6 separate regions of the Homo sapiens genome follow, and regions 2, 3, 4, 5 and 6 are each linked to region 1. Evidence: chromatin loops called from intact Hi-C (ENCODE). Cell type or tissue: PC-9. All regions are shown on one strand. Region 1 holds the start of LINC02068 (long intergenic non-protein coding RNA 2068). Region 2 has its middle 23 kb from the start of TNFSF10. Region 3 overlaps FNDC3B (fibronectin type III domain containing 3B). Region 4 has its middle 29 kb from the start of GHSR. Region 5 has its middle 33 kb from the start of TNFSF10. Region 6 overlaps FNDC3B (fibronectin type III domain containing 3B).

What was found. Peaks named below come from ENCODE experiments on the same cell type or tissue, not always from the same donor. Only the 100,000 strongest peaks of a DNase experiment are listed, where the experiment ranks them.
Region 2: it touches region 1 in a loop (5-fold over the local background); 17 of 110 quality-filtered maps call a loop at or near these places.
Region 3: it touches region 1 in a loop (4-fold over the local background); 9 of 110 quality-filtered maps call a loop at or near these places.
Region 4: a loop joins it to region 1, with 6 times the contacts of the local background. A loop is called at or near these places in 39 of 110 quality-filtered maps.
Region 5: it touches region 1 in a loop (8-fold over the local background); 94 of 110 quality-filtered maps call a loop at or near these places.
Region 6: a loop joins it to region 1, with 4 times the contacts of the local background. A loop is called at or near these places in 3 of 110 quality-filtered maps.

What each region holds. Positions count from the first base shown.
Region 1 is chr3:172,594,040-172,599,039 of GRCh38, forward strand. It overlaps LINC02068 (long intergenic non-protein coding RNA 2068), which reads right to left and starts at 1,568. Exons shown (of 4, transcript NR_146714.1): 1 at 1,364-1,568; 2 at 422-542. RefSeq lists a silencer at 2,080-2,374. In PC-9, CTCF peaks have their summits at 2,247 (motif pointing left) and 2,462; a DNase peak (open chromatin) is centred at 2,272; H3K4me3 peaks cover 525 bases.
Region 2 is chr3:172,543,980-172,548,979 of GRCh38, forward strand. No RefSeq gene overlaps it. Among named protein-coding and RNA genes, the nearest start is that of TNFSF10, 23 kb to the left of the region's middle. In PC-9, no CTCF peak of the experiment used is centred here; DNase peaks (open chromatin) are centred at 2,262 and 2,862; H3K4me3 peaks cover 315 bases; H3K27ac peaks cover 2,073 bases.
Region 3 is chr3:172,338,729-172,343,728 of GRCh38, forward strand. FNDC3B (fibronectin type III domain containing 3B) reads left to right here. Exons shown (of 26, transcript NM_022763.4): 17 at 2,385-2,503; 18 at 4,283-4,388. Among named protein-coding and RNA genes, the nearest start is that of GHSR, 110 kb to the right of the region's middle. In PC-9, CTCF peaks have their summits at 2,950 (motif pointing left) and 3,157; a DNase peak (open chromatin) is centred at 2,943; H3K27ac peaks cover 1,520 bases.
Region 4 is chr3:172,474,725-172,479,724 of GRCh38, forward strand. No RefSeq gene overlaps it. Among named protein-coding and RNA genes, the nearest start is that of GHSR, 29 kb to the left of the region's middle. In PC-9, CTCF peaks have their summits at 2,751 and 2,953; a DNase peak (open chromatin) is centred at 2,747; H3K4me3 peaks cover 932 bases; H3K27ac peaks cover 343 bases.
Region 5 is chr3:172,488,427-172,493,426 of GRCh38, forward strand. No RefSeq gene overlaps it. Among named protein-coding and RNA genes, the nearest start is that of TNFSF10, 33 kb to the right of the region's middle. In PC-9, CTCF peaks have their summits at 1,884 (motif pointing right) and 2,091; a DNase peak (open chromatin) is centred at 1,885.
Region 6 is chr3:172,352,986-172,357,985 of GRCh38, forward strand. FNDC3B (fibronectin type III domain containing 3B) reads left to right here. Exons shown (of 26, transcript NM_022763.4): 22 at 1-98. Among named protein-coding and RNA genes, the nearest start is that of GHSR, 93 kb to the right of the region's middle. In PC-9, no CTCF peak of the experiment used is centred here; a DNase peak (open chromatin) is centred at 3,026; H3K27ac peaks cover 2,365 bases.

The DNA.
Region 1 (5,000 bases):
TCCCCACATTTTATTTTTCTTTTCTTTCTTTCTTTCCTTTTTTTTTTTTTTTTTTTTTTTGAGATGGAGTTTCACTCTTGTTGTCCAGGCTGGAGTGCAATGGCGTGATCTCAGCTCACTGCAACCTCCACCTCCTGGGTTCAAGCAATTCTCCTGCCTCAGCCTCTGGTGTAGCTGGGATTACAGGCACACGCCACCACGCCTGGCTAATTTTTGTATTTTTAGCAGAGATGGGATTTCACCACATTGGCCAAGCTGGTCTCAAACTCCTGACCTCAGTGATCCATCTGCCTCAGCCTCCCAAAGTGCTGGGATTACAGGTGTGAGCCACTGCGCCCAGCCCCCATTTTCTGAGGTGAAATGAAGGAAGAGTTAATCATTCATGCTCCTTTTCTTGGGTTCAGCTGCCATCCTTACTTACCTCTGATGGAGGACTAGGGATTTCTGGGACTTGAACTCCTGTTATAGAAGGTCAGATTAGCCTTAAGCTGAACAGCAGCAGCTACCTGGGCCTTTCTCCCCTGAATAAAAGTTCTGAAGATCTAAAATGAAAATATGAAAGGAAAGAAATTATCAAGTTCTGTCTACTAAATATCTCAGTGGATTTCCTACCTCAACTGGTAGATTTGTCTTAAGGCCTTTGTTTGGAGTGTTTTCCTACAAGTCTCAAAGTCTAACAAAAGCAGGCGTTCCCGGTCAAGCTCTGCCAAATTCACCACGTGACCTAGGACCTGAAGTGAACTTTCGTTTCTCCTGTTCTCTCTCTTTCCGACCTTCCCTCCCCGCCAAGGCAATGCAGACAGGGACTCAATATATTATTTTGAGTTCTCCATAGGAAAAGAATTATTATTAAAACAATAAGCTCTCAAGATAAATACCTTTATATAATGTATATACATTCATATATACATGAGTATATACTAGCTTTCATATCTGTATTCTTTTTTTTCTTTCTCACCCAGAACTCAAGAAGACATGCCTGTATCCCTTTTTTTTTTCTCTTTTGAGATGAAGTTTCACTCTTGTTGCCCAGGCTGGAGCGCAATGGCGCAATCTCAGCTTACTGTAACCTCCACCTCCTGCATTCAAGCAATTCTCCTGCCTCAGCCTCCTGAGTAGCTGGGATTACAGGCGCCCACCACCACGTCTGGCTAATTTGTGTATATTTAGTAGAAATGGGGTTTCACCATGTTGACCAGGCTGGTCTTGAACTTCTGACCTCAGGTGATCCACCCGCCTCGGCCTCCCAGTGTGCTGGGATTACAGGCATGAGCCACCGCACCCGGCCCAACATGTCCGTATTCTCAAAGCTATAGAGGTGTCTTTGCTATTTTGTTCTCTTAGGTAAGAACCGGGTCCTCACCTTACACTTTATTCCTCAGGTGAAGAGACTCTGTGTGTGTCCATTCAGGGAAGCATGAGAGCATTTGATTTCAGCTGAGCAGGTTTAGTCATCTAGGAGCTGCTCTCTTAAGTGTTTAACACAATCGTTAACTAACTAAAACTTGCAGGAAATTAATCTGGAATTTCCCAGTAATTACATGTTTTAGATAAGTTTTTGAATTGAGTCCAAGATGATGTGATAGTGCATGTTCATAATTAACTAAGAAACTGAGAAAAGCTTTCTTAATCTAAAAACAAAGCCAAAAATCTTTCCATGCAAGGAAAGAAAATCTTAATTGATTAACTCATTAATAGAGCAGGGAAAAGAAAACAAAAGCAAAAGCAAAAAAACTAACTTGAGATATAGCTGAACTCATAATGTGTATTTGTTTTTATTTCCAGTTGCTGCTTACCATTAGCTGTGCAAGACCAAAGGATTTTGTGCTTTCTCTTGCCTAGTAATTGTTCAGTCCAAAATTTAACCATGTTGTTTTTGTGTTATTACCAGGAGCAAGAGGACATGTGTATTGGTGAGAGAAGAGGGGTGAGGAGTCAGGGATAAGATGAATCTGATTAACTTCAGGGGTTATTAGAATAAATCTTGTAGGCTTGGAGAATCTTGTAGGCTTGGAGAATCTAGAGTTCTATGAGAAATGGTAAGCAGACTTCATAAATCCTGTCTGCGTTGCTGCTATGATCTTGGCCTTCCCCTGACATACTCCCAAGAAATAGAAACGAATAGAAATAGAAATCTAATAGAACTAGAAATAGAAATATTTCCCAAGAAATAGAAAGTAAAACTGACAAAGCCAATGCAAAGAAATCAGTTCGGAAGCTGTTAATTTTCACACGATCTGTGTTCAGTAACCGCCCTCTATCGGCTCTCCTGAATAGCACACTATATGGGACGGAGAATCTGAAAGGCCTTTTTGCTGGTTTTCTTACTAACAGAGAGTTCATAAACCAGGATCTTCTTCAGCCTCCAAGGTAAGGAAATGTGTGATCTCCAAGCTCCCTCTTGTATGTATTGTGAACGCCACTGTCAGAAGAGAAACACCAAAGTTATTCACCTGGAAATGTTGCAGTATGAAGACCATGTATTTGATGGAGAGGTTATTTAAATGGTAACTTTGTTAATGAATTTCTTTGCTAACTTTCCCTGCTTTATTTTCATGCCAAAAACCAGAGAGGTACAGAGAACAGAACTCGGCACCACAGTCTAAAAGTGTTAAGTTTCAGGCACAACACTGCTGTTTTTGAGCTGTGGGTCCTCAGACAAGCCATTTTAGCTTTCCGAGCCTCAGTTTCCCACTTGCCTGCTTCTTCACCACTTCCTGGGGTGATAAGAGAAGACCAAATGATATGTTTGTGAAGGTGCTTTGCCACTCATGTACCCTATGCAGACCCTATTATTAGTAGTACTTTATAAAAGTAAGACATCATTTTCTCATTTACAGGACTGAGGATTAGAAAGAATAATGCTGGGTTTCTGGCTGCCTCCGCTTTTGAGGGCCTAGGAGGCATTCTGACCTAAAGAGAGTAGGCAGTGGAGTCAGACATAAATGTAAACACTGTTAGTGTGACCTTTGCAGATCATCTGTCTGCCCTGTGCTTCTATTATGCTATCTATCTGCAAAGTAAAGAACTTCTTTACAAAATGCCTCATACAAGTGTGAATACAACAAACAAGCTCCATCTCTAAAGTTCTTCATAGAAAACAGAATTATAAGACGCACTCAGTATCCAAGGATAAATGATACCAGGAAAGGGCCAAAGTTAATTAATCCTCTTACAATAAAGAGCATATTTCAAGGTAAATAATAAAAATAATTATCTTAAAATTAACAAAATGTATATGGTTATTTGCAACTATGCATTAATTCTTAGCCCAAAGAATGTTGAGGAGTTGATTTGGCATGAAGAGGACACATTTTCTTGGACAAAATTATAGGATGGCACAGTGCGACTTTGTTTAGCTCATACTACCTTTCGGTAACACCATCAAAGGGGATCTTTTTTACCAAAAACATTTTTTAAATCAAGGGTTTTCATCAATTTTCCAAAGGGATTAAAAAAATTCCCTGACATTTAAGCTGGTACATTTTGGAAGCATTTCTTGTATCATCATCCTTACCCATTACTCTTCTTTAGTGTTAATTTATATGATTCCTTGTCCGTTTTTTTTCTTCAGTTTTTACCTAGTCTGTTGACACGTGACTATACTTGATGTTGGAGCAGTTCTCCAACATTATTTTCATCAATTTCATGAAATTCTGCATCTTTTGCAAGAATCACAACTCCACTTTGCCATCTATTTGACTTGTGTTGTCAGATGTTTACAGTATTCTACAAGCAATAAGAGTTAGGCTGAAAAAGTTTTGACTTGTGATCAGGGATAGTCATTCAAGCTAAGCAGAGAAGATTGTTTGAAAGGGGAACAATTTTATGGGTGTTCGGTTCATGAGTGAATACTTTCATGTAATGGCAAATATTCCTATATAATCATGTTCTAGAGGAATTTAAGTAATGAAAACTCAGATAAGAAGGAGTCTCTGGGCCAGGTGCGGTGGCTCATGCCTGTAATTCTAGCACTTTGGAAGGCTGAGGCAGGCGGATCATGAGGTCAGGAGATCGAGACCATTCTGGCTAACACGGTGAAACCCCGTCTCTACTAAAAATACAAAAAATTAGCTGGGCGTAGTGGTGGGCACCTGTAGTCCCAGCTACTTGGGAGGCTGAGGCAGGAGAATGGCGTGAACCCGGGAGGCAGAGCTCGCAGTGAGCGGAGGTTGTGCCACTGCACTCCAGCCTGGGCAACAGAGCGAGACTCCATCTCAAAAAAAAAAAAAAAAAGGAGTCTCTGATAATGCTTTTTTTTCTATCCAAGAATTCCTTTTTGCATTTTTGGTTCAGTTGTGGTGGATTTAGGCTGAACCACATTCACTCTCATATAAAGGACCTGCATTTGCTTGTCAGTTCCCAGCCTGGGTTAAGGGGTGCTAACTTTGCCCGATAAGATCAATTCATTTCCATGGTGTTCTAAATCAATGTCTCTTAAACTCCATTCTGTGCTATTCTCTTTATTAATATTCTGCAAACATATGTAAAATAATGTTATATTTTAGTAGTTTGATGTCAAACAAAATTAAAAGTGATGATTCATTGAATTCATTATTTCTACCAGTAAAGAGAACAGTTAATTTTTTGTTATGTAAAAAGCCAGTAGTTTAATTAAAACACACCACTAAGAGTGAAAGACTGGGAAGAGATATGATTTGTATTATATATTTGTATATTATATAAACTTATATAGTCAGATACCATCTAACACTAGTCAGAATGGCTATTACTAAAACGTCAAAAGACAGCAGATGCTGACAAGGTTGTGGAGAAAAAGAAATGCTTGTACACTGTTGGTGGGAGTGTGAATTAGTTCAGCCATTATGGAAGACAGTGTGGCAATTCTTCAAAGACCTAAAAACAGAAATACCATTCAACTCAGCAACCCCATTACTGGGTAATATACCCAAAGAAATAGAAATCATTCTATTACAAAAACACATGCACATGTATGTTCATTGCAGCACTATTCACAATACCAAAGAGATAGAATCAAC
Region 2 (5,000 bases), 50 kb before region 1:
ATATGTATAATAAAGTGATAATTATAAAGCCATGAAACTAACACCTAGGTTGTAATTAGAACCTTGGTATATTACAAGACCTTGGTGTAGTACAAGGTCTATTACCTTTGTCCAGTCACTTGGACACTCCCTGTGTGCCCATTGCCCCCAGAGTGAATTGCTATCTTGACTTTTATTGTGATATTTAATTTCTTGCTTTTTAAAAAATAGTTTTACCAACTGAATTCTGTGTAAATAGAATCATATGATAAATATTCTTTTATGACTTGCTTCTTTCACTCAATTTTATTATTCATACAATTCATTCATGTTGATGTATAACGCTGTAGTTTGTTATAATTTTCACTGCTCTTCTATACTCCATTGTAGAAGTATTCCACCATTAATCCACTCAACTGTTAATGGGCTTTTAGGAAGTTTCTCAATTTTTGAATAGTCGGTATTGTCGTGAACATTCTTATATATGTCTCCTGATGCACATAAACATTTACCTGGGTTGTAGATTTTGTTCATGTCATTTTACTGGGAAAAGTTTCCACAAGCTAGCACCAATTTGTCATCTTTCCAGCAGTAAAAGAGTTCTTGTGGCACTGCATACTCATTTGGTATTGTAGGAGTGTTTTGCCAGCTGGTAGTGTATAAGAGGATGTCACTGTGGCTTTAATTTGCATTTCCTCATAATGGGGCTTTAATTTGCATTTCCTTATAATATTCAACCTAATTATATTTTTAATATGTAATTGTTTCTTGATATGTAATTATTTAATTAGGGTTCCATCTTCCTGGCAGTAACTGTTCAAAAAATTTTTTTAATGCTTTTTTCTATCATATTGTTTTGCTGTTACCAAATGTGGGAATTCTTTTTTTGTTGTTGTCGTTTGTTTTTTTGAGACAGAGTCTTGCTCTGTTGCCCAGGCTGGAGTGCAGTGGCGTGATCTCAGCTCACTGGAACCTCTGCCTCCCAGGTTCAAGCAATTCTCCTGCCTCAGCCTCCTGAGTAGCTGGGATTATAGGCACACGCCTGGCCAATTTGTGGAAATTCTTCAGGTAGTCTAGATACTTGTCCTTTGCTGCTTATGTGTGTTGCAAATAATCGAGTGCTTTGTGGATTTTCTTTGCACTCATTTAGTGGTTTGTTTTAATAAGCAGAAATTGTTAATTTTAATATAATAAAATGTATTAGCTGGGAGCGGTGGCTCATGCCTGTAATCCCAGCACTTTGGGAGGCCAAGGTGGGCAGATCACGAGGTCAGGAGATCGAGACCATCCTGGCTAACACGGTGAAACCCCGTCTCTACTAAAAATACAAAAAATTAGCCGGGCGTGGTGGCGGGCACCTGTAGTCCCAGCTACTTGGGAGGCTGAGGCAGGAGAATGGTGTGAACCCAGGAGGTGGAGCTTGCAGTGAGCTGAGATCGCACCACTGCACTCCAGCCTGGGCAACAGAGCGAGACTCCAACTCAAAAATAAATAAATAAATAAATAAATAAATAAATAAATAAATAAATAAAAACAAAAAGCCTTCTTGCCACCTTCTTCAAGAAAATCTTGGCTATTCTTGTCCTTTTGCTTTCTTACCTTCAAAATTAAGAGTTGTTACTACGTAAGTCTGTGGTTCTCTCCAGCTCTGAAAGGTTTATTCTATTCTATAGCAGAGCATGTTGTATAATCACGTGGTTGCTTTTCTTGATGATTCCATTGGGTCTAACAATTATTTTACCAAATTATATTAATACTTGGAAATAATTCTTCGTGGTTCTAGGGTTATTACATTAATACTTTTCTCTCTTTTTAGGATTTTTTGCTTTTAGCCTTTACCACCATTTTAGGGTAATGGCATTGTTGCTATATGAGTATTTTGTTTTTGGTATTTATTTATTTATTTATTTTGAGATGGAGTTTTGATTTTTTTGCCCAGGCTGGAGTGCAATGGTGTGATATCGGCTCACTGCAACCTCTGCCTCCTGGGCAGTTCTCCTGCCTCAGCCTCCCAAGTAGCTGGGACCTCAGGCACATGCCACCAAGCCTGGTTAATTTTGTAATTTTAGTGGAGACGGTGTTTCACCATATTACTCAGGCTGGTCTCAAACTCCTGACCTCAGGTAATGCACCCACCTCGGCCTCCCAAAGTGCTGGGATTACAGGCATGAGCCATCATGCCTGGCCGATATAGAAATATTTTTAAAGTATTACATGTGCCCAGCAGTTGTCTGGGGTTTAAAGGAGATGGAAAGAAGCATAAGCCAATGTTTATGATCTGGAAGAACACGTTTGAGCTGGGGAGACATAACAATGAGTCAGTTCTACCTCTGGCTACCTGTGGATTTAGTAGGCTAATTGCCAGGACTTCGGTTTTGTTTTGTTTTCATATTTAAAAATGAAGGGCTTATATGAGATTAGTGCAAGGTCCCTTTAGTTCTAATATTTTTTGCATTGCTGACTTAGTCTGTTGGGGTTTCTACAACAAAATATCTTAAACTGGGTGGTTTATAAACCACAGAAATTTACTTCTCACAGTTCCAGGGCCTGGAAAGTTTAAGATCAAGGCAGACTTGGTGTCTGTGAGGGCTAGCTTTCCTGGTTCAAAGACAGCATCTTCTTGCTGTGTCTTTGCATGGTGGAAGAGGTGAAAAGAGGTGACAAGAGGTGAATGAGCTCCCTTGGGCCTATTTTAGAAGGGCACTAATCCCATTCACAGGAGCTTGGCCATCATGATCCAGTCACCCTCCAAAAGATCCCACCTCTTACTACCATCAGCTGGGAGGTTGGGACTTCAATGTAGGAACTGAGGGGTCAGGGTAGGGCAGACCATAGCAAATGGCCACACAACAGGTCTTTCTAGTCCCTGACCATGAGAAGGCAGTCAAAACACAGAGAATCTACAAGGTGATTTATTCATGTCATAGTAACAAAGGAAGAAAAAACTTGGAAGGAAAGATTTTTTTTTTTAAAGAAATATTTTGATGGGTGAAAGAGGAAGTCCCAAAACATAGCTGCAAAGAGGAAATATAAGTTTGTGTTTCATTTTTCTCCTGTTGAAATCAGTTTCTATTGTGAAGTTTCATTTTCCTATTTCTTTTTTAGGTAGTAGAACCTGGACTCTTGCCATAGTAATCTGTTTTCTATTTTGTATAACATCTGAATGTTAGATTTGGTTACAAAATAACTGTGTGAAAATAATGAGAGACCAGTGATCTTTGGGAACTTTTTTTTTTTTTTTTTTTTTTTTTTAGGACGGAGTCTCTCTCTCTTGCCCAGGTTGGAGTGCAGTGGCCTGATCTTGGCTCACTGCAACCTCCACTTCCTGGGTACAAGTGATTCTCCTGCCTCAGCCTCCTGAGTAGCTGGGATTATAGGTGCCTGCCATCACACCCGGCTAATTTTTCTATTTTTAGTAGAGACGAGGTTTCTCCATGTTTGCCAGGCTGGTCTTGAACTCCTGACCTCAGGTGGTCTGCCTGCCCCGGCCTCCCAAAGTGCTGGGATTACAGGCATGAGCCACTGCTCCCGGCCCTTGCACATTTTGACTCTCAGTGAAGAGTAATGAAAGGGAACTTGTTTCCAGAGGTGAAGGCTACAGGCCAAATGTTGCCTTGCCCTAAAGAGGTGATATAACTTTCCTAGGATCACTTGACTAGTTAGAGATAAAACTATGACTAGAATTCTGGTTTCCAGACTCTGAATTGGCTATTCTCCCATACAGAAGTGTATAGATGTAGCATTTGAGGGAAGGCTCTGTGGGAGAGGAGATCTACTCTCTCCTAAATGATGAAATGATTTTATTTATGTATTTATTTATTTATTTATTATTTATTTAGAGACAGAGTCTGTCACCAGGCTAGAGTGCAGTGGCGCAATCTCAGCTCACTGCAACCTCTGCTTCCTAGGTTCAAGGAATTCTCCTGCCTCAGCCTCCCGAGTAGCTGGGATTACAGGCATGTGCCACCATGCCCAGCTAATTTTTTGTATTTTTAGTAGAGACAGGGTTTCATCATGTCAGCCAGGATGATCTCCATCTCCTGACCTTGTGATCCGCCCACCTCGGTCTTCCAAAGTGCTGGGATTACAGACGTGAGCCACCGCACCCTGCTGATTAAATGATTTTAAAGTGATGATTCCAAATGCAGATAGCATTATCCTAGGATTGGGAAGAGGAAGAACTTGCCTTTCAGGATGCCATAGAAGTAAATATGCAAAGGTACAACACGCAAAAGCATTGTCTTAAGACTGTCTGGACTTCAAGGCTAATAAATATTTTCAGGAGATAGACCGTATGCCCGTATGTCAAAAAATATGCTTGATTTATATTAATACCTGTTATAGACTAAATTGTGTTTCTCCTCAATTCATATGTTGAAGCCCTAACCCCCAGTATCTCAGAATGTGACTGTATTTGGAGATAGGGTCTTTAAAGAGGTAATTAAGGTCAGATAAAGTCATAAGGATGGGCCCTAATCCAATATGACTAGCATTCTTATAAGAAGAGGAAGAGACACCAAGGGCATGTACAGAAAATAGGCCATGGGAGGACAGAGCAAGAAGCCGGCCGTCTGCAAGCTAGGAAGAGAGGCCTCACCAGAAACCAACCCTGCCAGCACCTTGATCTTGGACTTCTAGCCTTCAGAACTGTGAGAAAATACATTTTTATTATTGAAGTCTGTCATGGCAGTCTGTTAGGGCAGCCCTAGCAAACTAATACAATACCTCTTGAATCTCTTTTTCTGAAAATGCCTCATTATTTTTCTGGATGTTTTATTGTCTACACTCAATAAAAATATTCTGTCTGAAGGCTCTTGTGCCTACTGAGCAAAGCACGATTTCCTTAACCTGAGCACTTTTGGCTCCAGCTTCTGGCTTTCCTGAGATTGACCCCTCAACCAAACTCTTCCTTCGAGAGCAGAGCCTCTTACCCTTTGCCCCTCCGTGCCCCACTAGGATTCCTCTCAGGAGTGCAGTGAATACAGAAAAAGTGGGGTAACCCAGACTGTATCCTCTCTGAG
Region 3 (5,000 bases), 260 kb before region 1:
TTGTTTTGTTTTGTTTTGTTTTTTGAGACGGAGTCTCGCTCTGTCGCCCAGGCGACAGAGTGCAGTGGCGTGATCTCGGCTCACTGCAAGCTCCGCCTCCTGGGTTCATGCCATTCTCCCGCCTCAGCCTCCGGAGTAGCTGGGACTACAGACGCCCACCACTAGGCCGGCTAATTTTTTTTGAATTTTTAGTAGAGACGGGGTTTCACCGTTTTACCCAGGATAGTCTCGATCTCCTGACCTCGTGATCCACCCACCTCGGTCTTCCAAAGTGCTGGGATTACAGGTGTGAGCCACCGCGCCCGGCCCACCATTAAATTTTTTTTTAAATGGCACATGCTAATGCCAAAAACAGAGAGCATTGATAAAACTTTTACAAGCAAGCAGTGCTGATGTGTGGCTGGCTTTTTATTCTGTACCATGAGAACCACCTGGAATTTTTTTAAGTCTGTTGGTTCCTATTTTAAGCTGAAAACATGAGAATTCTTTTGAGATGAGCACAGCTGTTCTAAACATAAAATCATATTTTGTGGTTAAAAACCTGGTTTAGAACTGCTGGGCATGGTGGCTCACACCTGTAATCCCAGCACTTTAGGAGGCGAGATGGGTGGATCACGAGGTCAGGAGTTCGAGACCAGCCTGGCCAACATGGTGAAACCCGTCTCTGCTAGAAAAAATACAAAAATTAGCTGGGTGTGGTGGCATGTGCCTGTAATTCCAGCTACTTGAGAGGCAGAGGCAGGAGAGTCGTTGGAACCCAGGAGTCGGAGGTCGCAGTGAGCCGAGATCGCACCACTGCACTTAAGCCTGGGCGACAGAGTAAGACTCTGTCTCGGAAGAAAAAACAAAAAACAAACAAACAAACAAAAAACCTGGTTTAGCTTTTCTTCATTAGAAAAACCCAACTAGGTTAGAAGTCATGTATATGCCAGTGGCTCGTTGTGAATATTTAAGTATGTTTTGAATTCTCATGGCTCCCTTTAGCTACTGATGACAAATCAAAAGTAGGGGCCCTTCTGGACTTCCAGTTAACAACTTTGTGACTGCATGGCTGAGTGAGTGATTGAATCTTTTCAGTAATCCTTGCTCCCAGTCACCTTTTCAGTACAGGTTTTTTTGACCTGTAATATCAGGATAATTGCCTTTGCTATTGCCTTTCTTCATATGGCCTTAGTGCATGCGACTCTGTTGTGAATCTAAACTAATAAGCCGCTGGGGGAATTTGTGGAAGTTACTCTAGTTAAAATACCAGGGAATAGAAAAAGCATTTCCCCTAAAACAACTTCATGTAGTAAAAGGCTTTTGTAAAGTGGTCAACTGGAAACACAGCGTGAGTGGGAATAAAACAGAGGAGTGAAGAGCCTCCCAGTGGCCTGGAATTGTGAGTCAGGCAGGCGGCTGAGGCAGCCCTGGGTGCCCTTGCTTCTGACGGCATCAGCCTTGGGGGGCACCCAGACTCCTGGTGACCGTTTCTCTCTTCAGTTCCACAAAGCGGTCAGATCACTTGGGTCATGCCACATTTGGTCTTTAATTTGTCACCCCCGTAGGCATTTTTGTCTTTTTTTTTTTTTTTTTTTGAGAGAGTTTCACTCTGTCGCCCAGGCTGGTGTGCAACGGCGCAATCTCGGCTCACTGCAACCTCTGCCTCCTGGGTTCAAGTGATTCTCTTGCCTCAGCCTCCCAAGTAGCTGTGATTACAGGTGCCCACCACCATGCCCAGCTAATTTTTGTATTTTTAGTAGAGACAAGGTTTCGCCAGGTTGGCCAGACTGGTCTCAAACTCCTGACCTCAGGTGATCCACCCACCTCGGCCTCCTAAAGTGCTGGGATTACAGGCGTGAGCCACCGCCTGTAATTTTTGTCTTTTAAGTGGAGCTCCATGAAGGCAGTCAAAAGACCCAGTTTTTAAAAGAGGATTTCACTTCCTTTGACCTCTAGGCAGATAAGAACAGGGAGAAATTCTTGCGTACCACCCCAGACTTGCCAGAAGCCTCGTGGCCAAGAAGTAGCCCCGTGCCTGGCTGCCCCTGAGGCCTCCTCACACCAGGAGCATTTGATAGCTTGCCCACCCCTGTTCTGTGTCTCCTACCACTCCCTCCATGCCAGCGGCACGTTTCATTATGGTTTCCCACATCCAAACCTCATAGCAAATGTAATTGTGGTGATAATAGGTAGTCTAGCCAGCAACACTAAGTATTAAAAATGACTCAATGTTATTTTGGTATTTAACTTTGTAAAAGAAAAAGGAAGAGCTTTCTGGCTATTTAAAAAGAAAAAGAAGATGTTGGTTTTCATGAAAACATAGAGCTTTTTCTTGTCAGCAATGGCTGATATGCTACATTTTTACAAGAGGCATAAAGTCATGCATAAGTCTTGTTTTACAGCGAATCAGTGGGAAGTGGCCTACAGTGGGTCGGCTACCGAATACACCTTCACCCACTTGAAACCAGGCACTTTGTACAAACTCCGAGCATGCTGCATCAGTACCGGCGGACACAGCCAGGTTGGTTTTGTTTCCATATGAAAGTAAACCTCATTGATCAAATTCGGACAAACTGTCTATAACATCAGAAGCAAATTGCAGTTTAAACAATGTATCTTGGTAATGCAACCTAATAGTATCATGTCAGGAAATGAAAAATAGAGCTTTCTGAATTGCTGTTTAGAGGTATAAGATAGGCCTAAATGATTCCCTACTGAATTGTGGTATTTTCGGGTACATTTGTCACTCACTCATTTCTCAGAAGGCTTTGACATAATCACCTGTGACAGTTGAAAATTGTCTGGAATTTGCATTGACTAAATAAAGGAGACCTCGGTTATTGCAATGATTAAAAAACTATAGATTTTAGAGTAAAAAGATAAGACCTGCACAGCACTGCTGTTACCACATCTATCAATTTTAAGAATTTGAGACATACCTTCCTCAAGGTACTTTACTGCCATCTGCTGGAAAGTTGTTGCAAAAACAATATAAATCCATGATGACTGAGCTGAGTGGCACCTCCTGAAGTTGTGTGGTACCCAACGTACACATCTGTAGGCAGCATCCATTCTTTTGTTTCTACTATTTATATGACTTTAGACTAACCTGTTAACATGTCAGGAGCCTTAGTTTCAACCACATAGTACTCTCATAGGCGCAAAACAACCTAATAAATATACATGGAGTACTCTAGAAATAATTGTTATCTAAATGGTTTTAACTTACACTCAGAAAAGTGAATGAGAAACGAGATGCCAAAAGATACTTTCACTGTAGAGATATTTAACATTATGATTTGAAACCACTAAACATTTAAAATGAAAGAGAAGGAGAGATGGTGGCTTACAGCCCTGTGCTGGGTTGACTTTTCAAGAGAATACCTGCCATTTGAAGGCCTAACTTTTCTAGTCAACCCACTTGCAACATCAGTTTTTGTGTTTACTTTCTTTTGCCCCCAAGGATGGTACTAGGGCATCTAGACTGCCCATGTAGACACTGCCTGTGAGGAGAAGGTCCAGCTGGACCATCTTTATACAGTGCCGAAGCTGTCTGGAATGCCTCCCAGGTGGAGTAAATCCAAATCAAAGCTGAGATTATCAGTGGTCCTTCCTATGTGTGAGGCACTACACAAGGTGGCACTGAGGCTGAACTGCTCAAATGCATAGAGTTCATTTCCTCTGTGCCACTTCTCAGGAAGAAAACTGAATGTGGCTGAGCTGTATAGCTCTACCTGATTTTCTCCCGTCTCAGGAAGTAGGTCAGCTTCCATACCACTAGCCTTACGCAACCAGATCCTGCAAAATAAAGGACTGCTTATTTTAGCATTAACAGTACCTGCTGGTTGATGTCAGAATCAATTGATTAATATTGAGTTTATTTGCTTTTCTGCTCTGTATGTGAGTGGTTGGCCATTTATGGTACCATTTTAAAATTTCATCCAGCTGTCGTTTTGTGTTCTCTTCTGTCCTCATGAAGGGTCTTTCTAATTTTGATTTGAAGGAAAAGAATTGTGTGCTTAGGATATACAGTACTCATGTCTGCTAATCTAACTTCAAAAATAATCATTCTTGTTTTTCCCAGTGCCATATGAAGTCTATAGCCACCCTTAAAACACACACACATAAATTTATATGAAGATCTTAATTACATTAAAAGCATACCATAATGTGCACACATTTAGTGTGTAACCCCTTTTCGGTAACATTTGCAGTTATGGGGTGGAATTTGCCTGATATGTAGAGGTCTGATAAATTCACAGTAACTAAGAGATGGTTCTCTCTGGTGTTTCTCCTGCAGTGTTCTGAAAGTCTCCCTGTTCGCACACTAAGCATTGCACCAGGTCAATGTCGACCACCGAGGGTTTTGGGTAGACCAAAGCACAAAGAAGTCCACTTAGAGTGGGGTGAGTGAACTAACCTTCACATTGACATTGACAATTTGGACAATTGGAGATGAAGACTTATGCTTTGTAGTTAAGTTTCAAAGCTTTCTTCTAAAGACCATATACGTTTTTGTCTGTTGAGGATGTCCATATTCTTCTTGAAGTATGTTGACCCAGGTTTTTTATGTGTGTCATTCCCCCCATCCACACCCGCAACACTGTCCCTCACCTTCCTCTTCCTGATGGTGCCACACACATGGTTTATCCCCCGCACTTCAGGGGACACATTTCTAGGGAGTATTTCAAGAACAGCCAGTCTTTTTCAGAAAGTTTTCAACTTTATTCATGGGAAAAAAATTTTGTGCTCCATTTAGAATTTAAACCAAAGAATGGTTTATAAGATCACATGGAATTCTTTCTCGTCTTTGTTTGCAACCACCTCTGCTGCATTGTCCTGTGTGGGTCCTGATGTTTTTACAGCATTGATTTAAGCTGTATTAGCGTTTCCTGTTGTGTCCAGCAGTTTACAACATGTATAATTACAAGTACAAATGTACAGAACTCTCTAGCAGACTATTTTTTCCTACCACTTATGTCTAAAGTATAATAAATTGTGCCAATTTGGGGTCCTGT
Region 4 (5,000 bases), 120 kb before region 1:
CCTCACCCTTTCTAATCCCTTTGCAGGCTTTTGTGATGCAGAAACAGAGTCAAGTTCAGAAAGAAATATAATTGGAAATGAGTATGTGGTCAAATTCTCCTCAATAGAGAGAAGAAAAAACAGAGATTGGAAGAAAAGGGTGAGCAAGGAGGAAAATAAGTTCAGGTTTTCAAGGAAGTTTTGTTTTGGGAATGGGAGCAACACTTTGGGAGAGATATGGAATGAGAGACAGAGCAAAGGAACCAGAAAAAAATTTTAAGAGATGTTGTGGGTTCGGCATTCATTCCCACATCATAGTCTAAGAGACATGAGTATGAAGATTGAAATCACTTTTGTTTACTTTCAGATATTAGATTGTATTCATCTGAATATCACATGGAGACTGAGACCAGGCCACAAGGCCCTGATATAAATTTGGTGACATATGTTAACTCAGTTAACTCTTTTAATGCTAGAAGTAGATAATATTCTCATTTTATAAGGGAAGAAATGGAGGCTCAGAGATGTTTTCCCCAAATTACTCAGATTTTAAGCAGTGAAATGGGTTTCTAACACAGATCTGATGCCAAATTTATGCTAATATGTTACACTAAACTGTCTTTTTTCTTTTGTCTTCTTTTTTTCTCTTTTCTTTTTTTTAAACTTTTATTTTAGGTTCAGGGGTACATGTGCAGGTTTGTTACATAGATAAACTTGTGTCATGGGGGTTTGTTATACAGATTATTTCATCACCCAGGTACTAAGCCTAGTATCTAATAGTCATTTTTTCTGCTCCTCTCTCTCCTCCCACCCTCTACCCTTGAGTAGGCCTCCATGTCTGTGGTTCCCTTCTTTATGTCCATGAGTTCTCATCATTTAGCTCCCACATATAAGTGAGAACATGCGAAGAGAGAATATTAAGGGACTTCGGTTTTGATTTAGGGGCGCAAGTGTCTCAGAAGCAGATTATGTTTGTATTCGTGTGAGTAGAGCTTAGGCTAACACTGTGGTTTTTTATTTTTTTCCCCCAGAATTACATAGAAACGCTCATCTCACCTAACCCCTTTTTCGGTTTGGACATATTCCATCCCAGTAGTAGTTTAACACTTGAGACAAACCTAAGGCCAAGACTTTTCACTGACTATAATAATTCTGTGACCTCAGTTTCTTATCTCTGTCCCCATGTCACAGGGCCACACAAGGTGTTTTGGGAATTGAGGGAGCATGCCAACAACTAACTATAGCAGAGAAAGAGTTCAATAGACGGCTCCTCCTCCTCTTCCACATGATTTTTTTTTTTTAAACAGAGTTTTGCTCTTGTTGCCCAGGCTAGAGTGCAATGGCACGATCTCAGCTCACTGAAGCCTCTGCCTCCCAGGTTCAAGCGATTCTCCTGCCTCAGCCTCCCAAGTAGCTGGGATTACAGGCATTCGCCACCACATCCTATTTTTAGGAAAGATGGGTTTTCACCATGTTAGCCAGGCTGGTCTCGAACTGCTGACCTCAGGTTATCCACCCGCCTCCGCCTCCCAAAGTGCTGGGATTACAGGGGTAAGCCACCATGCCCTGCCCACATGATTATTATTAACTCCCTGGAGTTAAAGTTGCCCCCAACCAGAAGTCTGCCCAAGTGTAAACAGCACCGCGCCCAGGTCACTCTCCAACTTTCCACTCATGTGATGAGCTTCCTGGAGCTTGGGGGAAAGAGGAGGACTCCTCTCCACCCTTCAGCCTGTACCATGGACTGTGTTGTATATCCTCCTGATCTTCATCCATTGCCTGTGCCCCTCCAGGAGGGAGAGGATTGGGAGACAAAAGGGGATGGGTTGCAGGCAGGCAGGCAGTGTGGCAAGTTTGTAGGGAAGGGAACGTGTGCAAAAAGGGGAAGCAGGCGTTGCAGAAGCAGAATGCTCATCTTCCCAATGTATCCTAAGGATGCGTTCATCTCACTTCACAGGGCAGTTAGGAGCAAGTGAGTTTCACAAGTTGAACCAAATTCTTAATGCAGAAAGGAAGCTTACTTTTAAAGAAAGACTGCTATTCATTTCTTTCTAAAATGCTCTTTTGTAATCTCTTAAATTTATCTGTTTTATTAAACTTGAGGGTTTTATACATTGATTTTTCTCAAAACAGGACGTACTTGAGCCCTGTTTTATACTTATCTATTTTAACTAGGTCATTTCCAATTTTGACGTCAATATGACTTTCTGGGAGATTTTAAGAATAAAGAGAAATCTGAAATCAAAATCAGCATGAAAGCAATTAAAATGAGGCTGTAAAACCTCTGTACCAGAGGTTTTCTTCGTCTTCTTTTCTTTTCTTTCCTTTTTTTTTTTTTTTTTTGAGACGGAGTCTTGCTCTGTCACCCAGGCTGGAGTGCAGTGGCGCGATCTCGGCTCACTGCAAGCTCCGCCTCCCTCTTTTTTTTTTTTTTTAAGCATATTGAATGCTTAGAACTTGCCAGGCCGTATCTCAGCACGTCACTCATATTAATCATTTCCTAATAACCGCTACAAGTTGGGTTTTGTTATTATCCCCATTTGAATAAATAAGGCACGGAGACACAGAGAGGATATGACATAACTACCAGAAGCCATTGGTGGCAAGATCTCAATCAGGACATGTCGGTACAATGCTCTGATTATCTCGTCTGCATCCCTGATTACTTATGGTCCAGATATAAACTACTCCTCTTCACTTTCATTTTAACCAGAATTTGAAGTCATTTTATTCTCTCTCAAGTACTTTGGGCTTTGAGGAAAATAAGGGAAACTCGCCACCTGGTGGCAGCTCATAGTGTGTGGTAACAAGGTGGCTGCCCCCTGTCTGGTTTCAAGGAGAGAGGAGAGAATGTCCCTGCCTTGCTATTCACGCCTCTCAAACAGCTGAGCTGACCTCTCCTCAAGGGCCATTGTCTTTAGAAATCCCTCGCCCTGTCTAGGTCCATTCTGATAAAAATTGGAGTAGCAGTTTTTTCTCTATGCTTCAAGTGAGGAGGTTGGATGGGACAGAGTCCAGCGATGAGAGGCCAAGACTCTCTTGACCTTATTTCATTGTCAAAAAGATCAGTATTCATGTTCTACAAGAAGGAATCCACAGTTGTCCAGAAAACTGTCCTTCAAAAATAGCCAGTCCACAGCTGCTTCCCGTATCTTAGGCTTTAGTTTCTGAAGCAGAGGAAGTAACATGCAGGCATCATCCCTTGTTAAAACAATTCATAGAATTAAAATGTTGCAGGTGAATTGAATTTTTGAACATTTAATCAGAATGATCACTTGGGTATCTTGTTTTCTTAAATACTTAATTCGCACACCACAGGGTTTGAAATGTAGGTTTTTCAAGTCTACATAGGTTCTATTCGTGATTTTCAGTTGCCTGTCAGTGAACAGGTGCCAAGTTAGCTGTATCAGAATCACTTGTGGAAATTAAAACGTAAACAAACACAGGAAGATTCCAATTCAGTAGGTCTCTGAGGAAGACTGAGCATCAGCATTTTTAAATGCTCACCAGGAGGTACTGAGAAGCAGTGTGCTTAGGAAGCCACTGTACCTGCACCACCTTTGCTGACCAGAATGGAAGCAGCAGGTAAAGAATGTTGGTGGTTAACACAAAAATTAGATACTGTTTTCACTCATCAGGCTGGCAAACAGGAACACAAATAGTAATATTTCACTCTGGTGATGATGTGGGGACCAGAGCATTCTCATTTTCTGTTGCTAGGTGTGTAATGTGCTACAAAAGATTAAGGAAGTAATCAGGGAGTTATTTATTTATTTTCATTTTTTTGTAGAGATGGGGTTTCCCTGTGTTGCCCACGCTGGTCTCAAACTCCTGGCCTCAAGTGATCCACCTGCCTCAGCCTCCCAAAATGCTTGGATTACAGATATGTGCTGTCTCAGCCAGGCCAGACAGGTATTTTTAACATCTAAAATGTTAAATTGGCCCAGAAATCCCAATTTGGAATCCAGAATGTTGAGATCAATGACAAAAATGTTTATTGTAGCATTATTTGTAGTGACAAATAATTGGGAACAATCAAATCTTGGAATAAATTATAATCTATTCATTCAATGAGTTATTATGCAGTATTTTAAAAGAACCAATTAAATCTGTATACTTTGATCTGGAAAGGAGTCTATGTACTATTAAAGGAATGAGTTGCTGAGTTTTATACACAACTGCATATGCATATACCTATATATGTATGTATATATATTTCCATTTGTAAAACAAAAAATTAATTAAGCTAGAATATTGGGAACAGGGAGAAACATATGAAAGGACACAGAGTTTTTTGGTTTTTTGGTTTTTTTTTAGATGGAGTCTCACTGGAGATTGTACTGCAACCTCTGCCTCCTGGGTTCAAGTGATTCTCCTGCCTCCGCTACCCAAGTAGCTGGGATTACAGGTGCATTGCCACCATGCCTGTCTAATTTTTCTATTTTTGAAAGAGATGGGGTTTCACCATGTTGGCCAGGCTGGTCTTGGACTCCTGACCTCAAGTGATCCACCTGCCTCAGCCTCCCAAAGTGCTGGGATTACAGACATGAGCCACTGCACCCAGCCAGGACACAGAGTTTTAATATTGGATCCTTCATGATGGGAAGGGAGTGGGGGGATTACAGATTTTTAACATTTTTCTTCATACATTTCTACATTTCACTCATAATAAAAAACATACCTTTCATGTGCAATTTATAAGATCCAATAAAGTTTTTAAAAATGTTGGTTGGACCAAAGAGTAGTGCATTACCCCCCCAAATCCCTGGTTTGGCATGCTTACCAACACTATTCAGGTAAGATTTAAACTGCAAAATTATAATGTATGTGTAAGGTGTAAAAAAAGATACTACAGAGAACCAGCCCTATGAACCCACATAAAATTAATGAATCCAACCCAATAGTCCCATGAACAGTTTTTGGGTTTTTTTTTTCTTTGGATAAACGTAGAAATAGACTTTTCTGATCTTACAGTGTGAAACTTACCTTTGTTTTATCTGAGTTCCTTCCTCGGGAAAGGA
Region 5 (5,000 bases), 110 kb before region 1:
AGAGCCTACAGCTCCTCAACAAAGAAGTTAATTCTTGTTTTATCACCTCTAACAGCTGAGGTCATGATGATTTCAGGATGATTTGAAAGATTTTCAATGGCAAATTTGGATATTACTACCATTTGCTTACTCACTTTGGAACTTAACAATCTTGTGAAAAGCAATCTGACAGTAATTCATTAATATTTAAGGACTATGTTGTATAAAAAAATACATATCTTTAAACATTGTCACATTTGACTTGGTGAAATACTCAGGCTGTGAGAGACCTACAAGATCCAAGACCAACTGAGGAAACAGATTTAAGTCTTTCCTCTAAGGCTCACTCCAGTAGTTACACTTACCAATTAGATTAAATTTTCGTTTCTGTGTGATTTTTTTCTTTTTTTCTTCTCCTTGGCTTTCTCTTTCTCCCTCCCTTCTGTCCTTTCTTCCTTCCTTCCTTTGAATTAGTAACTCCACACCACGTGTAGGCGTAACAGTATCATATTTTGGTCACCAGTTCAAATCATATACTGCAGCCTGTAGTCCTGTAATCCATCTTCAAAGAGTTCCCTCCAAGTTTGCTCCATAGTTGGGTCTTCCATAAACATTCCGCCTTTTTATAAGCCAACTACTTTGGGATAACAAGAGATATGGTAAAACCAGTGAATCTCATGATGTTGCCTTGCTTCTTATCTTTGAATTGAGCCTTCGTCAGAGGTAATGCTGAGTAGAAGGACATAATAGTGAACAGAATTCATTGCTGGAAATAGAAGACAGAAGACAAGTGGAACATGATACATCTAATTACTTATTCTCAAATGTCTTGCTTCCTATCCATCCAATAGTAATTTATAGTTTTATTATCAAAACGTATTCTGTGAAAATATAACTGTTGGCAAGGATGTGGAGAACAGGGAACACTTGTATAATATTGATGGGAATGTAAATTACTATAGTCATTATGGAAAACAGTATGGAGGTTCCTCAAGAAACTAAAAATAGAACTACCATATGATCCACTGATCCCACTTTTGGGTATTTACCTAGAAGATTTGGAAGGAGCATGTCAAAGAGATGTCTGCACTTGCATGTTTGCTGCAGCACTGTTCACAATAGCCAAGATAAGGAATCTAACTAAGTGTCCATTAACAGGTGAATGGATAAAGAAAATGTGTACATATGCACAAAATGGTACTATTCAGCCTTTGAAAAGAAAGAAATTGTCATTTGCAACAACATAGATGGAATTAGAGAACATTTTGCTAACTGAAATAAGCCAGGCACAGAAAGACAAATGCTGCATGTTCTCATTTATATGTGGAATCTAAGATGATCGAACTCATAGAAGCAGAGAATAGAATGGTGGTTACCAGAGACTGGAGGATGGAGGAATGGGGAGATGATGGTCAAAGGGCACAAAGCCTCAGTGAGACAAGAGGAATAAATTTTTTTAGATTTATTGCACAAAACATAGTGGATATAGTTAATAATAGCGTATTGTACATTTCAAAACTGCTGAGAGTACATTTCAAATGTTCTCACCACAAAAATCACAAGTATGTGAGGTGATGGATGTTAATTAGCTTGATTTAATTATTCAACGTTGCATTCATATATCATAACATCGCTTTGTGTCCCATAAATATGCACAACTATAATTTGTCAATTTACAATAATTTTTTTTAAGTTTAAAAAAATGTCTTCTGTGGACCAGCAGCCGCAGTGTTATCTGAGAGCTTGTGTAATATGTAAGTTCTCAGACCACAACCCAGGCCTACTGAATCAAAAACTCTGGGAGTGGGTTTTAAAAATCTGTGTTTTAACAAGTTCTCCAGGCGATTCTGATGTTCACTAAAGTTTGAGAAGCAATAATTTAGTTTTAGTGCTTAAAGGAAGAGTGCGTCCACCAGGGGGCACAGCAATGGTTCCACTGGGTTGAAAGATAAGATTACCGCATTGTCATGTTCCTCATGCTTTGTGGATAGGATTTTCTTTCTTTCTCTCTCTCTCTTTCTTTCTTTCTTTCTTTCTCTCTCTCTCTCTTTCTTTCTTTAATTTTACTTTAAGTTCTGGGATACATGTGCAGAACCTGCAGGTTTGTTACATAGGTATACATGTGCCATAGTGGTTTGCTGCACTCATCAACCCATCATCTAGGTTTTAAGCCCCACATGCATTCGGTATTTGTCCTAATGCTCTCCATCCCCTTGCCCCCCACTCCCTGACAGGCCCCAGTGTGAGATGTTCCCCTCCCTGTGTCCATGTGTTCTCACTGTTCAACTCCCACTTATGAGTGAGAACATGTGGTGTTTGGTTTTCTGTTGCTGTGTTAATTTGCTGAGAATGATGGCTTCTAGTTTCATCCATGTTCCTGTAAAGGATGTGAACTCATTCCTTTTCTTTTTTTTAATATATATATTTTTATTATACTTTCAGTTCTAGAGTACATGTGCACAATGTGCAGGTTTGTTACATATGTACACATGTGCCATGTTCGTGTGCTGCACCCATTAACTCGTCATTTAACACTAGGTATATCTCCTAATGCTACCCCTCCCCACTCCCCCACCCCACAACAGACTCCAGTGTGTGATGTTCCCCTTCCTGTGTCCAAGTGTTCTCATTGTTCAGTTCCTACCTATGAGTGACAACATGCGGTGTTTGGTTTTTTGTCCTTGCGATAGTTTGCTGAGAATGATGGTTTCCAGCTTCATCCATGTCCCTACAAAGGACATGAACTCATCATTTTTTATGGCTGCATAGTATTCCATGGTGTATATGTGCCACATTTTCTTTTTCTTTATTTTTTATAGCAGGATATGACTTTTTTTTTATTATACTTTAAGTTTTAGGGTACATGTGCACAACGTGCAGGTTTGTTACATATGTATACATGTGCCATGTTGGTGTGCCTGCACCCATTAACTCGTCATTTACATTAGGTATTTCTCCTAATGCTATCCCTCCCCCCTCCTACCACCCCACGACAGGCCCCAGTGTGTGATGTTCCCCACCCTGTGTCCAAGTGTGCTCATTGTTCAATTCCCACCTATGAGTGAGAACATGCAGTGTTTGGTTTTCTGTCCTTGCGACAGTTTGCTCAGAATGATGGTTTCCAGCTTCATCCATGTCTCTACAAAGGACATGAACTCATCATTTTTTATGGCTGCATAGTATTCCATGGTGTATATGTGCCATATTTTCTTAATCCAGTCTATCATTGTTGGACATTTGGGTTGGTTGCAAGTCTTTACTATTGTGAATAGTGCCGCAATAAACATACGTGTGCATGTGTCTTTATAGCAGCATGATTTATATTCCTTTGGGTATATACCCAGTAATGGCATGGCTGGGTCAAATGGTATTTCTAGTTCTAGATCCCTGAGGAATCACCACACTGACTTCCACAATGGTTGAACTAGTTTACAGTCCCACCAACAGTGTAAAAGTGTTCCTATTTCTCCACATCTTCTCCAGCACCTGTTGTTTCCTGACTTTGTAATGATTGCCATTCTAACTGGTGTGAGATGGTATCTCATTGTGGTTTTGATTTGCATTTCTCTGATGGCCAGTGATGATGAGCATTTTTTCATGTGTCTTTTGGCTGCATAAATGTCTTCTTTTGAGAAGTGTCTATTCATATCCTTCACCCACTTTTTGATGGGGTTGTTTGTTTTTTTCTTGTAAATTTGTTTGAGTTCTTTGTAGATTCTGGATATTAGCCCTTTGTCAGATGAGTAGATTGCAAAAATTTTCTTCCATTCTGTAGGTTGCCTCTGATGGTTCTGTAGGTTCACTCTGATGGTAGTTTCTTTTGCTGTGCAGAAGCTCTTTAGTTTAATTAGATCCCATTTGTCAATTTTGGCTTTTGTTGCCATTGCTTTTGGTGTTTTAGACATGAAGTCCTTGCCCATGCCTATGTCCTGAATGGTATTGCCTAGGTTTTCTTCTAGGGTTTTTATGGTTTTAGGTCTCACATTTAAGTCTTCAATCCATCTTGAATTAATTTTTGTATAAGGTGTAAGGAAGGAGTCCAGTTTCAGCTTTCTACATATGGCTAGCCAGTTTTCCCAGCACCATTTATTAAATAGGGAATCCTTTTCCTCATTTCTTGTTTTTGTCAGGTTTGTCAAAGATCAGGTAGTTGTAGAAGTGTGGCGTTATTTCTGAGGGCTCTGTTCTGTTCCATTGGTCTATATCTCCCTTTTGGTACCAGTACCATGCTGTTTTGGTTACTGTAGCCTTGTAGTATAGTTTGAAGTCAGGTAGTGTGATGCCTCCAGCTTTGCTCTTTTGGCTTAGGATTGACTTGGCAATGTGGGCTCTTTTTTGGTTCCGTATGAACTTTAACTAGTTTTTTCCAATTCTGTGAAGAAAGTCATTGGTAGCTTGATGGGGATGGCATTGAATCTATAAATTACTTTTGGCAGTATGGCCATTTTCATCATATTCATTCTTCCTATCCATGAGCATGGAATGTTCTTCCATTTGTTTGTATCCTCTTTTATTTCGTTGAGCAGTGGTTTGTAGTTCTTCTTGAAGAGGTCCTTCACATCCCTTGTAAGTTGGATTCCTAGGTACTTTATTCTCTTCGAAGCAATTGTGAATGGGAGTTCACCCATGTTTTGGCTCGCTTTTTGTCTGTTATTGATGTATAAGAATGCTTGTGATTTTTGCACATTGATTTTGTATCCTGAGACTTTGCTGAAGTTGCTTATCAGCTTAAGGAGATTTTGGGCTCAGATGGTGGGATTTTCTAGATATACAGTCATGTCATCTGCAAACAGGGACAATTTGACTTCCTCTTTTCCTAATTGAATACCCTTTATTTCCTTCTCCTGCCTGATGGCCCTGGCCAGAACTTCCAACACTATGCTGAATAGGAGTGGTGAGAGAGGGCATCCCTGTCTTTTGCCAGTTTTCAAAGAGAATGCTTCCAGTTTTTGCCCATTCAGTATGATATTGGCTGTGGGTTTGTCATAAACAGCTCTTATCATTTTGAGATACGTCCCATC
Region 6 (5,000 bases), 240 kb before region 1:
ATCCTTGCTTACACCATTGATCTAGGAGACACTAGCATTACCGTGGGCAACACCACCATGCATGTTATGAAAGATCTCCTTCCAGAAACCACCTACCGGTGAGTGCAAGGGAGTAGAAATCTGCATCAGCACATCAGCACTTGGGGATCTAAGTAAACCTCTCGGGGAAAATGACCAAGTGGATGTCATCTCCCAGCTGTTTCTAAGAGCCCAGATGTCCAGAGTATTGTCTCACCTTGATCCCTCAGGCCAGAAGACCTGTGAAAAAGCCACACTGGTTCAGGGACTCACTGGACGGTTTTGTGTCCACTCTAACCTGCACCGTCTCTACCCCAGAGTGGACTCAAATCCTCAAGTCAGTCCTCTGAACATTGAAGTCAGAAATTATAAAAGGGCTTTGGCAATATGTTAGCCCAAGAATTTGGCTTCTTCCAGAAATTGTGCCGACCTTAACAGTGGCTTAAATGATGGTAAAACTTTTAAGATTTCTAAAAGGATGGCATTGGAGATACGTTGACTTTTATTAAACAACCTATAGTTGTTTAATGACTTCTAAAAAAATATCTGGAGCTCAGGGGTTCAACTGAGGGAACACATGTTGAGAATCATTGTTTACTAATTAAATGCCAGGTAACCGTTGAAATTATCAAAAACATCTTCCACGTACCAGAAAGCACCTCAGAGGATAGTTCTGTTATGGAGAAGATGAAATGGTTTAGTAGTGTAGGAACTATGGAAAGGTGAGCTTAGATTTGGATAGTAAAACCTCAAGACCCTATTTAAAAAGTATTTTATGAATGCAGCATAAATAATTTAATTCAGTGTTAATATGCCAAGGCTAGTATATTGAGCTGAATGTGAAAAGAAACTCACATTGGGAGAATGCCACCTTTTCCTTATAAGATAGCTTTGAAGATACCATTTTAGACAGATGGAAATTGAATAGCTTTAGAAAAGGCAAATGTTTGATCTTGGGGAAAAAAAAAAAACTTTAGATAGTCTTTGCTGGCCAATCAATAAATTATAAACTGGACATTACATACTTGAGGTAAAAATAATTCATACTTGCTTTTTCTTTTACATCTTGAAGTAGAGGCTGATTTTTCAAAATAATGAATAGGCTACCAAATGAAGGAAAATCAATCAAAACCTTAAAAATTCAAAGTATGTTCAATATCATTCTATAGTAGTTTATTTCTGGTTAACATGTAGGACAGTTTTACATACCCATTTCTGTTTATATACAAATAGAAAAAAATTTCAAATATGAATTATCATATTTAAATTGTTTCCAATTTTAATCCATTGTTCACTAAATCTGAATTACATTTTATGAGTCAGTATTTATCATTTAATAATAGTACATTTTATATTTTATATCATGAAATCATAAACTAAATATTAGGGACCAAGTTCAATTAATATTTTTGCTTGCTAATGTTTATAACTAAGATATTGGTATGCCCGTATCAGTAAATGAGTATTTTTTCAATAAAGAAATATAAACAATAAAAAAAAATAATAATAATAATAATTCATACTTAAGACCAACTGGTTTATAGCTTTAGGAATTTTAGTTTCTATAGTACACAATTGGGTATACTGTATAGTATTAATAGAACTCTGGTCAACCCACAGTCTTGTTGTTTTATGTTTCAAAAACATAATTGCAGTAATTATAGTGAAATACAAAATGAGTATTTCAGGGAACCAAAGGTATAATTTTGGCCCAATCAACTTTTATTTCACCTTTTTTCTGTCCTATAAATTGGTTAAAATATAAATGAACAGATCATGATGTTCTAGATAAAAACATGTGGAATGAAACATTTTAAGCAGACCATGGAGCTTGGATAAAAGACTTGTTTCTTTTGTTTGATTTTCTTTTTTTTTTTTTTTTAAGCCTTCAGCAGTTACATATTGTTCTCATACCAAGCTTATTCTTTCTCTGTGTTGCCAGGACAGGGTTGTACACCTCTCTAGTAAATGTACTAATGCAAAAAAGCTTCTTCAATGGATCGGTCATTTCTCCATGGGTGCTATTATAGCAAACTACCCATTGGCTTGCTGACACACTCTGTAGAAATTTCACTAGAATTACAATACTACTTTTAAAGGCATTCCTTTAAGTTTATAATTGAGTTAGAAATTGAATTTGTCCTTTAATTTGAAGGAAAACAGTATTATTAAAAATGAAAACCTAACTTTGCTCTGTGTGCTTCCAGCCAAGTAGTCACAGATTTGGCAAGATAAGAGGGTAATCGGATCACCTGGTATCACCCCTTCCCAGTCCTTGGCTTGAGCATCTTCAGTGACAGGGGCAGTGGTTCTAGCTTCCACTCACCAGGCAGTCCATTCTATTTGTGGATAAACCTCTCTATATCTAAAATCAACTGCTGACCTTAGAACTTCCTCAATAGCAGTGATTCTCAAAGTGTGGTCCCTGGACCAACAGCATTAGCATCACCTGGGAACTCGATAAAATGCAAATTATCAGGCTCCACCCCAAACCTACTTAATTAGAAAATCTAGGGGGGGGGCCTAGCACTTGGTGCTTTAATTAGCCTTTCAGGAGATTTTGATGCTTATGAAACTTGAAAACCTTGGCCCTAGAGCAGTGATTCTTAAATGTCAGTGTATGTAAGAGTTGCCTGGAGAACCTTTTCAAAATACAGGTGTTTGAGCCCTACACCTGTAGGCCGCAATTGGCCCCAGAGGGGGCCTAAACATCATTACGTTATAATGTCAGCTGTCTCTTATTTACCCATCCCACCATCATTTACACTGTCTTCATTAGCACAGGTTTTCTATAACTGCCTCCAACCTCTTCTTTAAATGTTTTCAGGTTTTTGGTGGCCTCGCTGATGTGCAGTGCCCAGACCTCCAGGAATGGTCTGGTTGGCTGGCTCAGAGCAGACCAGGACTATTGCCTTCCTTGTTCTCCATACTGAGCAGTTAGTGAGGTTGCCTGAGATTACTTTTTTTTAAACAACCTTATTATATGCCTGACTCAGACTGAGCTGGCAGGCAACCAAAACTTAAAGTAGATTTGTTTGTTTTGCTCATTTGTACTCCTTTTGCTAAGTAAAAAAGGCTTAAAAATAACATGTATTGAGCCCTTACTATATGGTAAGCACTATGTTAGGCTGCCCAGAAGTGAATCATAAATCATTTTGTCATAACAAGGTGAGATGGGCTTTACTAGGAGACAAGTTCTGGGTAGTTCAGTGGTAGCAGACGAGTCAGACAGCCTTGACTTCAATCCTATCCTTCATTTATTGTCTCTGCAAACTTTGGGAAGTTATTTAAGCTCTCTGTGCCTCAGTTTCCTGACCATTAAAAAGGGGATAATAATTTTCACTACTTAACAGAGTTGTTGGGTATTTTGATAAGAGGTCAGGTACCTAGTATGGGGCCTGACACATAGTAAATAAATAATCAGAAAATCTGTTGTTAATGTTCGGTAGGGAAGAAATGAACTCAAAGATGGGTTGTGACCAGATTATAGGTAGAGATCTTATCTGTAGAAACCTTATCCTTCAAGGTTTTTTTGCCTCCAGAGCAGGGTATGAGAAGAGCAAGTCTCAGTGCCTGGAGCTGGAATGGTGGCATTGGTGTCAAAGGAGCTTTCAGGAGCAGGAGCTTGGTGGGAGGCCAGTTCCGACTCCTCCTCCAGGAAGCCTTCTATGAATAACTTTACTCGGAGCCCATCTTTTCCCCACCAAAAGGGATTTTCGTTGTTTGCTATTATTTCGTACTTAAGACATTTTCTGATGATTATTCTCTTCTTTCATGTTTTTCTTAATTAGATGATAATCTAGGGCAGGGGTGTTGTAAAAGCCAGCCCATCTTTTGCTTCTCAGGCCCCTCCTACCCTAGCCCTTTACCTGCGGGCCCTCTCAGTCTCCCTCACACCCACACTCTTGACATCCCGAGCTCTGAGATGGCCAGTCCTGATGAGGGAAGTCTTCCCAGCTAAGGATGGTTTGTTTCGAAAGTCATTCTTCTTTTAATATATTTTGTAGTAGAAATTTGATTATGTATATGTATATATTTAAAGTGCGTTGTAGAAGGCTATGATCTTCTAAAGCAGGAGTGTATTTGCATGTAAAATGTGGTCCTTTAATGGTGGATTTTTAATCAAAATTTATAAAGAATGTGGTTCTTTGATTTATTTGATTTGTTTAATCAATAATATTAGTATATTGATGGATATTGCAGACTCCTGGAAACATGAAGAGATTTTTCACATCAGCCTAGCCAAGAAGAATTTGCTTGGGATTACATTACTTCTCCAAATTGGAAAGGAAAATGCTACTTCCCTTGTACTTAATTTGCAGAGCTGAAGATTTTTTAAACTGACATAATGCAAATTAAACAAAACAAAGAGACCTGCAGATTTTATCTAAGTTTCAAGATTAGCATGTTACTTGAGCTAAAGAGAAAACTTCTCAAGTTTGGGTTTTGGATAGACTCTAATTAATAAAACTTAAAGTTTAGTTTTTATTTTCTGAGGTGAATTCTTGGAGTGGTTCCTCAGGTTAATGTTTGTTTTGCCCATTAGTCCAATGTCACCTTTCACTGGAATTAGGAAATTATTTTCCCATACTGTGTTTTTCACCCTAAACCAAAACAAACAGTAACTGCCTTAGTCCTCATTCAGCTGTCTCAGCCTCCTGTGCTCAGAGGCCTTAATATTTTCCCCAGAATGCAACAAGACATCATTTCATTCCATTTTATCAGTTCCTCAGTTTTTTTTTTCAATTTTGAATGTTACATCATCATTAGAAATAATTAATGTTAGTTCAGTGCATCAGCTGTACACGTAAATGTTCACGTATTTTCGCTGAAACAAAATGTGTTTTTGTAAAAATGTAGGATAGGTTGAATTGAGTATTTTAGAATCTAGGTAGTTGATTTCAGGGCCAGATGCTGTTTAAATAATGTGAAGTAAACTTGTTGACTCTTCTAAATGCCTGCTTCCTTGGCAGACGGTCAAT